Regions from separate parts of the Homo sapiens genome. Here region 2 is linked to region 1. A link is a contact called in ENCODE Hi-C or POLR2A ChIA-PET data. All regions are on one chromosome and are shown on one strand. The core of a region is the stretch at or near the end of the contact, and the rest is flanking DNA. Distances in the headings are between cores, read along the strand shown. Region 1 overlaps PLIN3 (perilipin 3). Region 2 overlaps KDM4B (lysine demethylase 4B).

Region 1 (6,556 bases), core at 2,222-4,721:
TAGTAAGACTGAGAATGTATCTTCTCCATGTCCCTGGGAGAAGTCCCTGAAGTTCCCCTTCTCTGTAGCTACCGTAGAGAAACACTGTAGATTGTCACTTGGATTTTTTTCCGAGATGGTATCTTGCTCTGTTGCCCAGGCTGGAGTGCAGTAGTGCGATCTTGGCTCACTGCAGTCTCAAACTCCTGGGCTCAAGTGACCCTCCCACCTTACCATGCCTGGCTAACTTAAAAAAAAAAAATTTGTGTAGAGATGGGGTCTTGCTATGTTGCCCAGGCCAGTCTCAAACTCCTGGCCTCAAGTGATCCTCCCACCTCGGCCTCCCAAAGTGCTGGGATTACAGGCGTGAGCCACTGTGCCAGGCCTGCCAGTGTCTTGATCTTGGACTTCCCCGCCTCCGGAACTGTGAGAAATCAATTTCTGTTGCTCATAAATTACCCAGCCTGGCCAGGCACTTTGGGAGGACGTGGTGAGAGGAACGCTTGAGCTCAGGAGTTCAAGATCAGCCTGGGCAACATAGCAAGACCCCGTCTCTACAAAATAAATAAATGAATAAATAAATTACCCTGCCTAAGATATTTCTGTTCTAGCAGCAGGGACAGATGAAGACACACACACGTACACACATGGCCTGTATGCAGTTGTGGGTGAAGTTTATTAAGGCAATACTGAATACCAGAGCATTTCAACAAGGCTTACCACACAGGCCCCAGTACCTTTCTACTCTACAATGAGGCTCAGAAGCTCAGTGTACCACCCCATCCCCAGGAGGCCCACTTAGACCAGAAATCCCAAGTCCATTAGCTACAGGCTGATATTCAGGGACATCGGTGTAAACAAAGAAGTGGGATATGAACTATATCCCTGATTTTTTTTTCTTTTTTTTTTTTTTTGAGACTAAGTCTCACTCTTGTCCCCCAGGCTGGAGTGCAATGGCGCGATCTTGGCTCACTGCAACCTCCGCCTCTCAGGTTCAAGAGATTCTCTTGCCTCAGCCTCCTAACTGGGATAACAGACACCTGCTACCATGCCCGGCTCATTTTTTTTTGTATTTTTAGTAGAGACGGGGTTTCACCATGTTGGCCTGGCTGGTCTCGAACACCTGACCTCAGGTGTTCCGCCCGCCTCAGCCTCCCAAAGTGCTGGGATTACAGGTGTGAGCCACCGCACCCGGCCTATATTCCTGATATTTAACAAGGAAAAAAAATTCTGCAGGGGAGAACTTTCCTGAAAGATATTTTTTCTGGACATCTCTCTCTACTGACTGATAGGGTGAGGCTCAGAACAGGCTTCTTCCAAGCTCAGAGAGGCTGAGAGATGGGTCAACTGGGTGATGCCCGTTTTGAGAGCCTTAGCTTCCCAAGTGGACAGCACAGAAGAGCTGGGAGGAGTGGCTAGAAAATAAGTTTGAAATGAGCCCCGGGTTGAGGACTCCAGAGCACAGCTGCATTATAGAGACGGGGCCCGCTGAGTCCTCTCCTCTCCCCCTACTTCTTCTCCTCCGGGGCTTTCTCAGTGATTCCAGGGGCAAAGGGTCCCACGAGCCACGTGACAGGTGTGTTCTGGGCCACATATTCCACCATGTGGTCCAGGGCCTCGCGGGCGCTGGCGACACGCTCACGGCTCTGGGCCAGAATGCTGCTGGACAGGTCCTGGAAGGAGTGGATGCTGGAAAACGTGGCCTGGAGGTCCTCCACCTGGCGGCGGGCCTGCTGCACCTGGTCCTTCACATTGGTGGGGAGGCCCTGAATGCTGGACCCCAGGGAGGTACAGGTGGCCTGCAGTTGCTGGGCAATGTCCCGGAACATGGTGAGCGCCCGGGACTCGACCTGCTGAGAAGGGAGATGGGGACACCAATCAGGACCATTTGTTTCAGGAAAGGCGATCGGAGCTGAAGCCAGGGAAAGAGGGGAAGAGGGGTTCTACCACTGACCTTGGGGCAAACGCTTTCCATAGGCGAAACTTTTTTTTTTTTTTTTGAGACGGAGTCTCGCCCTGTCGCCCAGGCTGGAGTGCAGTGGCACAATCTCAACTCACTGCAAGCTCCGCCTCTCAGGTTCGCGCCATTCTCCTGCCTCAGCCTCCCGAGTAGCTGGGACTACAGGCGCCCACCACCACGCCAGGCTAATTTTTTGTATTTTTAGTAGAGACGGGGTTTCACCGTGTTAGCCAGGATGGTCTTGATCTCCTGACCTCGTGATCCGCCTGCCTTGGCCTCCCAAAATGCTGGGATTACAAGCGTGAGCCACCGTGCCCGGCCCTTTTTTTTTTTTTTTTTTTTGAGATAGAGTCTTGCTCTGTTGCCCAGGTTGGCGTGCAGTGGCATGATTTTGGCTCACTGCAACCTCCGCCTCCCAGGTTCAAGCGATTCTCCTACCTCAGCCTCCCGAATAGCTAGGACTACAGGCGCGTGCCACCACGCCCGTCTAACTTTTGCATTTTTAGTACAGATGGGGTTTCACCATGTTGGCCAGGCTGGTCTTGAACTCTACCTCAAGTGATCGGCCCTCCTTGGCCTCCCAAAGTACTGAGATTACAGGCATGAACCACCGCGCCCAGACTCTTTTCTTTTAATTAGAAACAGGATCTCACTTTGTCGCCCAGGCTGGAGTGCAGTGGCGTGATCATAGCTTACTACAGCCTGTAACTCCTGAGCTCAAGTTATCCTCTCATTTCAGCCTGCCTGACTACAGGCACTCACTACCACGCCCAGCTACATTTTTAAAATTTTCTGTAGAGCCAGGATCTCACTAAGTTGCCCAGGTCTTAAACTCCTGGGCCCAAGTGACCTGCCCACTTCAGCCTCCCAAAATGCTGGAATTACAGGCACGAGCCACTGCATTTGGCCACTAGTCAAATTCTTTAAAGGGCATAGACAAATCACCAAAGAAGATATAGGGAGAGCACATGAAAAGCTGTTTGACCTTATAAGTCATTGAGGAAATGCAAATCAAAACCATAAGGAGGCCTGGCATGGTGGCTCATGCCTGTAATCCCAGCACTTTGGGAGGCCAAGGTGCGTGGATCACCGAGGTCAGGAGTTCAGCCTGACCAACATGGCGAAACCCGCATTTCTACTAAAGATACAAAATTAGCCGGGTGTGGTGGCATGTGCCTATAATCCCAGCTACACAGGAAGCTGAGGCAGAAGAACTGCTTGCACCCAGGAGGCGGAGGTTGCAGTGAGCCAAGATCATGCCATTGCACTCCAGCCTGGGCAACAGAGCGAGACTCTGTCTCAAAAACAAACAAACAAACAAAAACCCCAGAGGCTATCAGATGATACCCACTGTCAGTCAAGAGGCGGAGAAATTGGAAGCCTCGTGTATTGCTGGTGGTATAGTTACTTTGGAAAACAGTCTAGCGGTTACTCAAAATGTTAAACCATAGAATCATCATATGACTCGGCAATTCTAGTTGTGGGTGTGTGCACAAGAGAAACGGAAACATACGTCCACACACAAAGACATGCACACAGGGGCACAGCAAAAAGTAGAAACGACTCAAGTGTCCTTCGGTTGATAAATGGGTGAACAGAATGTGATCCACCCATACAACAGAATGTGACTCAGCCATGGAACGTCATGGGGCTCTGACCCAGGCCACAGCATGGGTGAGCCCTAAGGACGTCACGCTCAGCGCGAGAAGCCGGACACAAAAGGCCAAACAGGGTGTGATCCCATTTCTATGAAATGTCCAGGACAGGCCCATCCAGAGACAGGAGGGGATACGTGGTTGGGAGGAGGAGGAAATGGGGCAGTGACTGCTGATGGGAAAAGGGTTTCTTTTTAGGGGCATGAGATGAGATAGGGATAGTTGCACAATGCTGAGAACCAGCGATGTGTATGCTTTAAATGCGTGACTTGTATGGTATGCAAATGAGATCTCAATAAAACTGTTAAAAAAAAAAAAAAGGCTGGGTGCGGTGGCTCACCCCTGTAATCCCCAGCACTTTGGGAGGCCGAGGAGGGTGGATCATGAGGTCAGGACGATCGGGACCATCCTGGCTAACATGGTGAAACCCCATCTCTACTAAAAAAACACAAAAAAATTAGCTGGGCATGGTGGCGGGAGCCTGTAGTCCTAGTTACTTAGGAGGCTGAGGCAGGAGAATGGCGTGAATCCGGGAGGCGGAGCTTGCAGTGAGCCGAAATCGCGTCACTGCACTCCAGCCTGGGCGACAGAGCGAGACTCCATCTCAAAAAAAAAAAAAAAAAAAAAAGAAAAAAAAAAGCTGTTAAAAAACAAAAAGTGGAAGCCAGGCTGGGACAGCCTGGAAGAACTTTCTAGGCAGAAGTTGTAAACCATCCGGGGAGAACATAGTTGAAATCAGGTCCTTGAAAATTTCCTTGGCCAGAGAGTGAGATGAGCACAGACAGGGTTCGAGACCAGCCTGGCCAACATGGTGAGACCCCATCTCTACTAAAAATACAAAAATTAGGCCGGGCGCAGTGGGTCAGGCCTGTAATCCCAGCACTTTGGGGGGCCAAGACGGGTGGATAACTTGAGGTTAGGAGTTCTAGACCAGCCTGGCAAACATGACAGAACCCTGTCTCTACTAAAAATACAAAAAAATTAGCTGGGTGTGGTTGCAGGCGCCTGTAATCCCAGCTACTTGGGAGACTGAGGCAGGAAAATTGCTTGAACCCAGGAGGTGGAGGCTGCAGTGAGTCAAGATCACGCCACTGCACTCCAGCTTGGGTGACGGAGTGAGACTCTGTCTCAAAAATAAATAAATAAATCAAATTAGCTGGGCGTGGTGGCAGGTGCCTGTAGTCTCAGCTACTCGGGAGGCTGAGGCAGGAGAATCGCTTGAACCCGGGAGGCAGAGGTTGCAGTGAGCCGAGATCATGACATTGCACTCCAGCCAGGGTGACAGAGTGAGACTCTATCTCAAAAAAAAAAAAAAAAAAAAAAAAGGCACACACTGGGAGGTAGGGTTTTGCCCAGAGCCCTGGCAGCTGGAGGACTCTGGACTTGAGCGAGGGATTACGGGAGAGTGCCCACGTGAGAGAGATAAGATCTGGTTTTTTCATTTGAAAAGTCATTCTGGCTGCTGTGCTTAGCAGTCGGGGAAACAGGAGACAGTTTTAGGCAGCAGGTGGTCTAGTTCTGCCTCCCGAACAATTTGCATTTATAGAGATATTCACCATATCTTTATGCATGTCACTTTTGTAGCCCTTACTATGTGCTTTTGATATGATCTCATTTCAGTTTTTAAAAAATCGATCTGGGTCCGGGCACGGTGGCTCACGCCTGTAATACCAGCACTTTGGGAGGCCGATGTGGGCGGATCACCTGCGGTCAGGAGTTTGAGACCAGCCTGGCCAACATGGCGAAACCCCGTGTCTACTAAAAAGTACAAAAATTAGCCGGGCGTGGTGACGCATGCCTGTAATCCCATCTACTGGGGAGGTGGAGACAGGAGAACCACTTGAACCCAGGAGGCAGAGGTTGCAGTGAGCTGAGATTGTGCCACTGCACTCCAGCCTGGGCAACAGAGCAATAAATAAATAAATAGGCAGGGTGCGGTGGCTCACGCCTGTAATCCCAGCACTTTGGGAGGCCGAGGCGGGCGGATCACAAGGTCAGCAGATCAAGACCATCCCGGGTAACACGGTGAAATCGCGTCTCTACTAAAAATACAAAAAAAATTAGCTGGGCCTGGTGGCGGGCGCCTGTAGTCCCAGATACTCGGGAGGCTGAGGCAGGAGAATGGCGTGAACCTGGGAGGCAGAGCTGGTAGTGAGCTGAGATTACACCACTGCACTCCAGCCTGGGTGACAGAGCGAGACTCCATCTCAAAAAATAAATAAATAAATAAATAAATAAATAATTGATCTGGGGTCGGGTGTGGTGGCTCATGCCTGTAATCCCAGTGCTTTGGAAGGCTGAAGTGGGAGTATTGCTTGACACCAGGAGCTCAAGACCAGCCTGGGCAACACAGTGAGATCCTGTCTCTACTAAAAATTAAAAAAAAAATTAGCCAGGCATCGTGGCACACGCCTGTGTTCCCAGCTACTTGGGAGGCTGAGGCGAGAGGATTGCCTGAGCCTGCAATGGCGAGGCCACAGTGACCTGTGATGGCATCACTGCACTCCAGCCAGGGCAACAGAGTGAGACCCTGTCTCAAAGATAAATAAACAACTATTTCAAAAATTGATATATAATCCACACACCCTAAAACTCGCCCTTTGAAGTGTACGATTCATTGGTTTTTAATACATTCACAAGGTTGGGCAAATACTACCTTCATCTAATTTCAGGACATTTTCTGTTTTTTGAGACAGAATCTCCTTCTGTTGCCCAGGCTGGAGTGCAGTGGTGCGATCTCGGCTCACTGCAAACTTCCTTTGCCCCTGGGGAGCTTAAGTGGGTGGTGGGACAGGCAGCGAGACCCATTAGAGAACACAAGAGGCCAAGGCTTGAGATAGAGTGGAGGGGGCCGGAGAATACTAGTCAGAAGTTGCTGCTAGGGGCCGGGCTCAGTAGCTCACGCTTGTAATCCCAACACTTTGGGAGGCTGGGCAGGGCGGATCACTTGAGGTCAGGAGTT
Region 2 (6,556 bases), core at 1,813-4,312, 190 kb after region 1:
CCTGTGTTCGAGGGCCCCAATTTCTCCACATCCCTGCCCACAGTGTCACCGTCTGTCATTCTGATTCTGCCATCCTGGTGGGAGTGAGGTGGTGGCTCATTGTGGTTCTGATTTGCATTTCCCTGGTGCTGAGTGCTGCTGGGCACCTTTTCACGTGCTTGTTGGCCATTTGTCTACTTTGGAGAGCTGTCTGCCCAAGTCCTTGGCCTGTTTTTTGCTGGTTTTTTAGACATGGTTTCGCTCCTGTAGCCCAGGCTGGAAGGCTGGAGTGCAGTGGTGCAATCTTGGCTCACTGCAACCTCTGCCTTCCCAGCTCAAGCGATTCTCCTGCCTCACCCTCCCAAGTAGCTGGGAGTACAGGTGCAGACCGCCACACCTGGCTAATTTTTGTATTTTTTATAGAGACGGAGTCTCACTATGTTGCTTATGCTGATGTCAAACTCCTGGCCTCAAGTGATCTTCCTGCCTTGGCCTCCCAAAGTGCTGGGATTACAGGCATGAGCCACCGCGCCCACCAGCCTTGGCCCATTTTTACTGGGCTGTTTGTCTTTGCCTCTGAGTTGAGAGCCCCATTCCTTGGCGTGGCGCCGTTGTGAGCATGTTGCTGTTGCCGGGCAGCTCCTCTGGCTCTTCCAGGGTGTCTGATGCCCCCGAGTCATCCTGTGTCCTCTGTCTGCCACATTCCTGGTGACCTGGAAGGTCAGTCACAGGACTGCATTTCAGTAAATTCCCTCTTCCCTGTTTAGCTGTGTTGCACGTGCGTCAAGGTTATGGCGCGTGGGGATTGTGGACCATTTTAGTTTTCTCTGTATGATTTACTTCCTAAGCATGTCATTTCCAAAGGCACAAATGGCTGGGCATGATGGCTCATCCCTGTAATGCCAATACTTTGGGAGGCCAAGGCGGGAGGATCATTTCAGGCCAGGCGTTTATTAGCAGCCAGGGCAACATGGCAAGACCCCGTCTCTACAAAAAGTACAAAAATTAGCCAGGTGTGGTGGCACACACCTGTGGTCCCAGCTAGTTGGGAGGCTGAGGCGGGAGGATGGCTTGAGCCCAGGAGGTTGAGGCTGCAGTGAACCGTGACCGTGCCACTGCACTCCAGCCTGGGCGACAGAGCCAGATGCTGTCTCAAAAAACAATAGTTTCTTAAAAAGTGCACCAAGTTGCCCCTAGGGGGCGGTGGTGGGTGAAGTGCCTGAGTCCCTGTGCTGAGAGTGGCTCCCGGTGTCACGGCTCCACCTTCCAGATGGAAGGGCTGTCTGGGTCTCCCCAGCGTGGGTTTTGATGCGTAACCTGCCATGGGCTTTTGTCACCTGACACTGCAGGGTGTGCTGCTGGCAGCTGTGGCCACGTGCTTTCCAGACGAGCCCCCGCAACCCCACGAGGTGTGGGGAGCCCCCCTTTTTATTATTTATTTATTTATCTATTTTTTGAGACAGGATCACTGTCACCCAGGCTGGAGTGCAGTGGCGCAATCACAGCTCACTGAAGCCTCGACCTCCCAGGCTAGAGTGATCCTCCTGCCTCTACCTCCCATGTAGCTGGGACCACAGGTGTGTGCCACCGTGCCTAGCGCTTTCCTGTCGTACAGAGCACAAGTTTGAGGCATCCCTTGGGCCGTCCAGCCCTGCCCCAGGCCCTGTCCTTCCTGGGCCCAGCTGGTCTGGGGGACATGAGAGTGTGGCAGGCCCCATACTGCATAGGTCACCCTGTGGCCAGTCCTGTGGGGCAGGTGGGCTTTGATGACCTGGAGGTCAGAGCCTGCAGAGGGGGGTGGGCCAGCCCCTCACATGACTCTTACTTGAGGGCTTCCTGGGAGCTGATGGCCCTTGCAGTGGGTTACAGGGAGGCAGGAAGAGGCCATGTGTGCACCGGCCTGCAGAGAGGCAGCCAGGGACAGGGGCTGCTGGGTGCACGAGGGTCCCAGCGCCTCCACCAGCTGCCAAAGCGCAGGGGGAGACTCATGCGGTCATGGCAGTGCCCTGGCATAGCATGCAGCCCAGCTGTGTGCCGTGTGGCCTAGGCCCACAACTGCCCCTCGTGGGCCTCTGTGCCTCCTCAATAAGCTCAGTCGACCATGTCATCATCTGTGATGCACAGAGCAGGGCCAGGGACCCGGGAAGTGCTGATGTGGGGACCACTGTGGCCACCACCGCATCTGGGCACTGTTTGTGGCAGATCCAGGGATGGCCTCAGGCCTTTGGCCCGGCCTCTGAGGGCTGGGGACCAGTAGGAGGCCTGAGGTGACCGCGTTCTGCCACCCAGTCCTCCCAGAGGGCTGCCCTGACAGGTGCCTTGGCAGCTCCCATCGTGGCTACTGGCCCAGCTCAGGCCGGCACTGAGGGTCCCACAGTGGTCCAGCTGCGGCCTCTGCTCCCTCTGAGCCGGTGGCTCCCTGGGGACAGTGCGCAGGCCCTGGGTGAACACTACATGGCCACATCTGGGTGAGAGCGGGAGGGCAGGTGCAGCGTTGGGGGGATCCTGGGGCCTGTGGGGTTGGCGGGGTCGCAGGTGAGGATTGGGTACTGGGACCTGGCTGTGGGCGAGGGGCCCGCTGGGACAGTGTGGTGGCCTGGGAGGCCCCGCGCAGTCAGAGGCTGGTCTCTGGGCACAGGCAGCTCTGGTGACTGTGACAGGTGCCTTGCCTTGACACACACTGTGACCGTCTAGTCTACATTTCTAGGCTGCACGTGGTCACGTGCCGTGCACGGTGCACTTGGGGCCTCCTGTGCAGACACTGGCTTTGCGGCTGCCCCATGGGAGAAGCTGCGAGGACTCTGCACAGAGCAAGGGTGGCGGGCAGGGCCTCAGCCCACGTGGGCTTGGAGCTGTGCGGTTTTGTCAAACCCAGTGGGGGTCTCTCAGCAGCAGCCCAGCGCGGGGTGTGACGTCAGGGCTGGGGCTCAGCGCTGGGTATCAGCCCTGTGTGCTGCAGGCAGGGTATGGGGTGGACCCAAGGCAGTAGGTGGAGGCCAGGGGGCGACCTCGGCTTTGCTTTTGTCAGGATGGAGGGTTCTGGACACCAGTGCAAGCCTAGCTGGGGCCTCCCTGCCGTCCTGCTCAGATTCCTGGGTGCATGCTGCCCTCTAGTGCCCGCAGTGGGGAGTGCCTTCAGGAGCGGGTGGCTGCACCTTGGTGGCTGGGAACCCCACTCCCGGGACTGTCTGGGCGGCTCCCTGCCTTGTTTCCTTCACACTCTAGATCACTTTGGGGGTCACAGCGTGGGGAGGTGGATTTTGTTAAGTTTTTTCTAAGTTTTTGGGTTTGTGTGGACTTGGGTCCTTGTTTCCGAATCCTAGAGGGATTCTGTCGTCTTTCTGCCTTTGGAGATTGAACCTGCCAAGGAGGACCCTTCCCCAGAGTCTGTGATCAAAGTCCCTTCCTGGTCGGGGTGGGCTACCAGTTCCCACCCTGCAACACCTGGGACAGGAGGGAGCCGCTCCCGCCCGCAGCCTCCGTGGAGAGGACAGTCTGACTCCGATGTTTCCAGGCGGGTGCCGTCAGTGAATCACTTGGCCTGGTGCAATCCCCCATTCTGTACAGGGCTGGTGGGCTGGTTTATGACCCGCGTGACTCTGGGCAGCTATGATGGCAGGAAATGAGCCGTCTTGGGCGGGCCTGCTGCTCTCCTGGGTCAAGGTTCCTGCTAGGGCCTGAGTTCTGCTGGCAGCAGCCAGCCAGCCCCCCGTGACCCACAGGCCTGCTCCGAGGGGTGGGTCCCCCTGCCCTTGAGCGTGTGACCCTCACCCATGGCCGCCCTCACCTTCGAAAACCCGCAGATGCCGCGGTCTCTCGTGCGGATCAGGCTCAGAGCAGAGAGACTGATGTGCAGCGGACGCTGACACACCTGTGGCGTCCCTGATACGTAAACCTTTCTCTCCGAGGCCCCGCTTAAAATTAGCGCACTGGCTCCCGGTGTCGCCTCGGCCTTAGAAACTAGGACGCCTCTGCTTCTCGTTAGCTGCAGCCCTCGTGCCTTTTATGCTCAGCAGAGTGACGAGGCCGCTCGTGGTTTTCTCTTCTGCCCTCACTCAGCCGCGAGGGCCCAGCCGCCTTTGTCCTCCTGGTGGCCACGGTATTTTTAGCACGCTCCGTTCTGAGGGAGGACGGGCTCCAAGGGCTGGGCATGGCGGCACCGCTGGTTCACCCTCTCTCGTCTTCCTCCACAGGTGTGCTTCCCGCACAGCTGCAGCCATGGGGTCTGAGGACCACGGCGCCCAGAACCCCAGCTGTAAAATCATGACGTTTCGCCCAACCATGGAAGAATTTAAAGACTTCAACAAATACGTGGCCTACATAGAGTCGCAGGGAGCCCACCGGGCGGGCCTGGCCAAGGTGGGTGACATCCTGGCCCCAGCGCGGCCCTCCATCAGCCTGCGCCGCGGGCCTGCGGACATCCTGGGTCCCAGCTCAGCCAGCCCCACAGGCGTGGCCTGTGCACGTGGAATGTGTTTCGGGGCCACTCCCAGCTCGTTTACCAGCGCCTGTTTGTGGAGTTCCAACAATGTGCCAGGCACCATTCTAGGCACTGGAGTTGAGAAGTGGCCGGTGCAGGCCCTGGCTCCAGGGAGCTGGCAGGGGGTGGTGAGGACACACAGCCACACTGCAGTGAAGCCCAGGGGCAGTGGGCCACCAGGTTGTTCTGGCCGTGAGCTGACGTCTCACTGAGGGACGCCTTCCAGGGGTGTTCAGTGCCCAGGAAGGCCTTACTTTCCTAGTAAAACTTTTTTTTTTTAAGCTGGGTATGGTGGTGCATGCCTGTGGTCCCAGCTATTTGGGAGGGTGAGGCAGGAGGATTGCTTGAGCCCAGGAATTAGAGGCTGCAATGAGCTATGACCGTGCTACTGCGCTCCTGCCCCGGCAGCAGAGCAAGACCCTGTCTCAAAAACCAAGTCAGACCACACCAGAAACAATCTTTTTGAGATGGCAGAGTGACTGGGTCAGGAAAACTCAAACAGGGCGACAGCGCAGGTACATAGTGACCAGGAGCCTCCTCCCTGTCCCGACCCAGTCCCCCACCCTCTCCCTGGAAGCAGCACTGTTATTGGTTCTTCTCTCTCTCTCTCTCGGCATATTGTGCACGCGTGTACGTGAATACACACAGCAGACCCCCGAACCCCACATGCTGAGTATGTACAGTACCATTCTGCTCGTCTGGGCATGGTGGCCCAGGCCTGTAATCCCAGCATTTTGGGAGGCTGAGGCAGGGGGATTGCTTGAGGCCAGGAGTTCAAGACCAAGCTGGCCAACACAGTGAGATCCCATCTCTACTAAAAATACAAAAATGAGCCAGGCGTGGTGTTGGTACATGTCTGTGGTCCCAGCTACTCGGGAGGCTGAGGCGGGAGGATCACTTGAGCCAGGGAGGTTGAGGCTGCAGTGAGCTGAGATTGCACCACTGCACTCCAGCCTGGACGACAGAGGAAGATTCTGTCTCACAAAACAAAACAAACTTAAAAGTTGGTGCTGCACGTTTCACGGCTCTGAAGGTGGCTGCCGTGGTCCGTGAGTCTCTGTGTTCGGGTGTGGGCCTGTTCGAGCAGTGCTCACCCCTCAGTTTGGAAGATGAATCGTCGTTGCATTTTGGGTTCTTCCAGTTGCCTGCTGTTTGACTATCGCTGTTCTTCCTCAGTTAGGCCAGGGGTTGGCGGGCAGTCTCTACACACGGCCAGAGGGTGAACGCCTAGGCTCTGTGAGCCAGAAAGAGCAACCAGACGCCGTGTGAATGAAAGTGCACGGCCCTGTGCCAATACAACATTATTCCTGGATGCTGGAGGGCAAACGCGTATTGTTTTCACGTCTTCTGCTTTTTTCTTTTCCCCCAACCACTTAAAAATGAAAACAAACAAACAAAAGCCTTCATAACTCAAAGGCTATACAGAAGCAGGAAGGGGCTGATTCGGCCCGAGGGCCGCAGTTTGCTGAGCGCTGAGGCCTCCTGCCTTTCCGGGCCGCCTCCACCCTGCCCCTCCCTCCACTCCCTGGTTTTGGTGGATTTTGTCAGTAGCCTTCGTCTCTCTCCTAGTGATCCTTCGGTATCAGACTCGCATTGTTATTTCTTTGTCTCTGAGCTGTAGAGCGAGGGAAGCAGTCTCGCACCATCTTTTCTTCCCCTCCAAGATGGATGTTTTTTCTGTTTTGAGAGGGGGTCTGGCTCTGTCGCCCAGGCTGGGGTGCTGGGGTGCAGTGCTGCGATCACGGCTCACTGCAGCCTTGACCTCCTGGGCTCAAGCAGTCCTCCAGCCTCAGCTTCCCGAGTAGCTGGGACCACAGGTGTGCACCACCAAGCTGGATTTTTGATTGTAACACACCATGACGATGTGGGAATGATGGCACATCTGTGTCCGGGTCAGAACGGTGGGGGCTGCTGCCGTCCCGGCTTCAGTTCTGTCTTTAAAAGGCTTTGGTCCTCCTATCTCATCTCAGACCGTCTTCTCTGGCCCTCTAGGCCACAGGCTGCTATCCCAGGAAAGGCCCAGGTCCTCCTCTTCCTCCTCTCCCTGGTGCACATAGGGCAGGTGGGACAGGCGTCGCCTCCCTTTATCCTGGCACC

Evidence for each region. Hi-C counts contacts between places; a loop is a spot of excess contacts on that map. ChIA-PET counts read pairs that join two places held with the same protein, here RNA polymerase II (POLR2A). Pooled maps may share reads with other maps.
Region 2: a loop to region 1 is called in a pooled map, with 3 times the contacts of the local background. The contact joins two enhancer-like sites. A Hi-C loop is called at or near these places in 4 of 168 maps with a recorded cell type or tissue (CD4-positive, alpha-beta T cell, CD8-positive, alpha-beta T cell, ascending aorta and 1 more), 2 of 37 single-sample maps with no recorded cell type and 14 of 50 pooled maps. POLR2A ChIA-PET finds 5 or more read pairs at or near these places in 2 of 52 experiments (activated B cell and common myeloid progenitor, CD34-positive).

The regions. Positions count from the first base shown.
Region 1 is chr19:4,837,705-4,844,260 of GRCh38, forward strand. PLIN3 (perilipin 3) reads right to left here. Exons shown (of 8, transcript NM_005817.5): 8 at 637-1,832. The coding sequence ends at 1,488. Among named protein-coding and RNA genes, the nearest start is that of TICAM1, 9.3 kb to the left of the region's middle. RefSeq lists enhancers at 3,048-3,267, 3,688-3,767. Within about 2 kb of position 3,472, at least 7 of the 41 ENCODE cell types and tissues checked have a DNase peak (open chromatin) inside an H3K27ac peak, as active enhancers do.
Region 2 is chr19:5,028,694-5,035,249 of GRCh38, forward strand. It overlaps KDM4B (lysine demethylase 4B), which reads left to right. Exons shown (of 23, transcript NM_015015.3): 3 at 4,173-4,338. The coding sequence starts at 4,198. Among named protein-coding and RNA genes, the nearest start is that of KDM4B, 63 kb to the left of the region's middle. RefSeq lists enhancers at 2,882-2,931, 2,962-3,021. Within about 2 kb of position 3,063, at least 5 of the 41 ENCODE cell types and tissues checked have a DNase peak (open chromatin) inside an H3K27ac peak, as active enhancers do.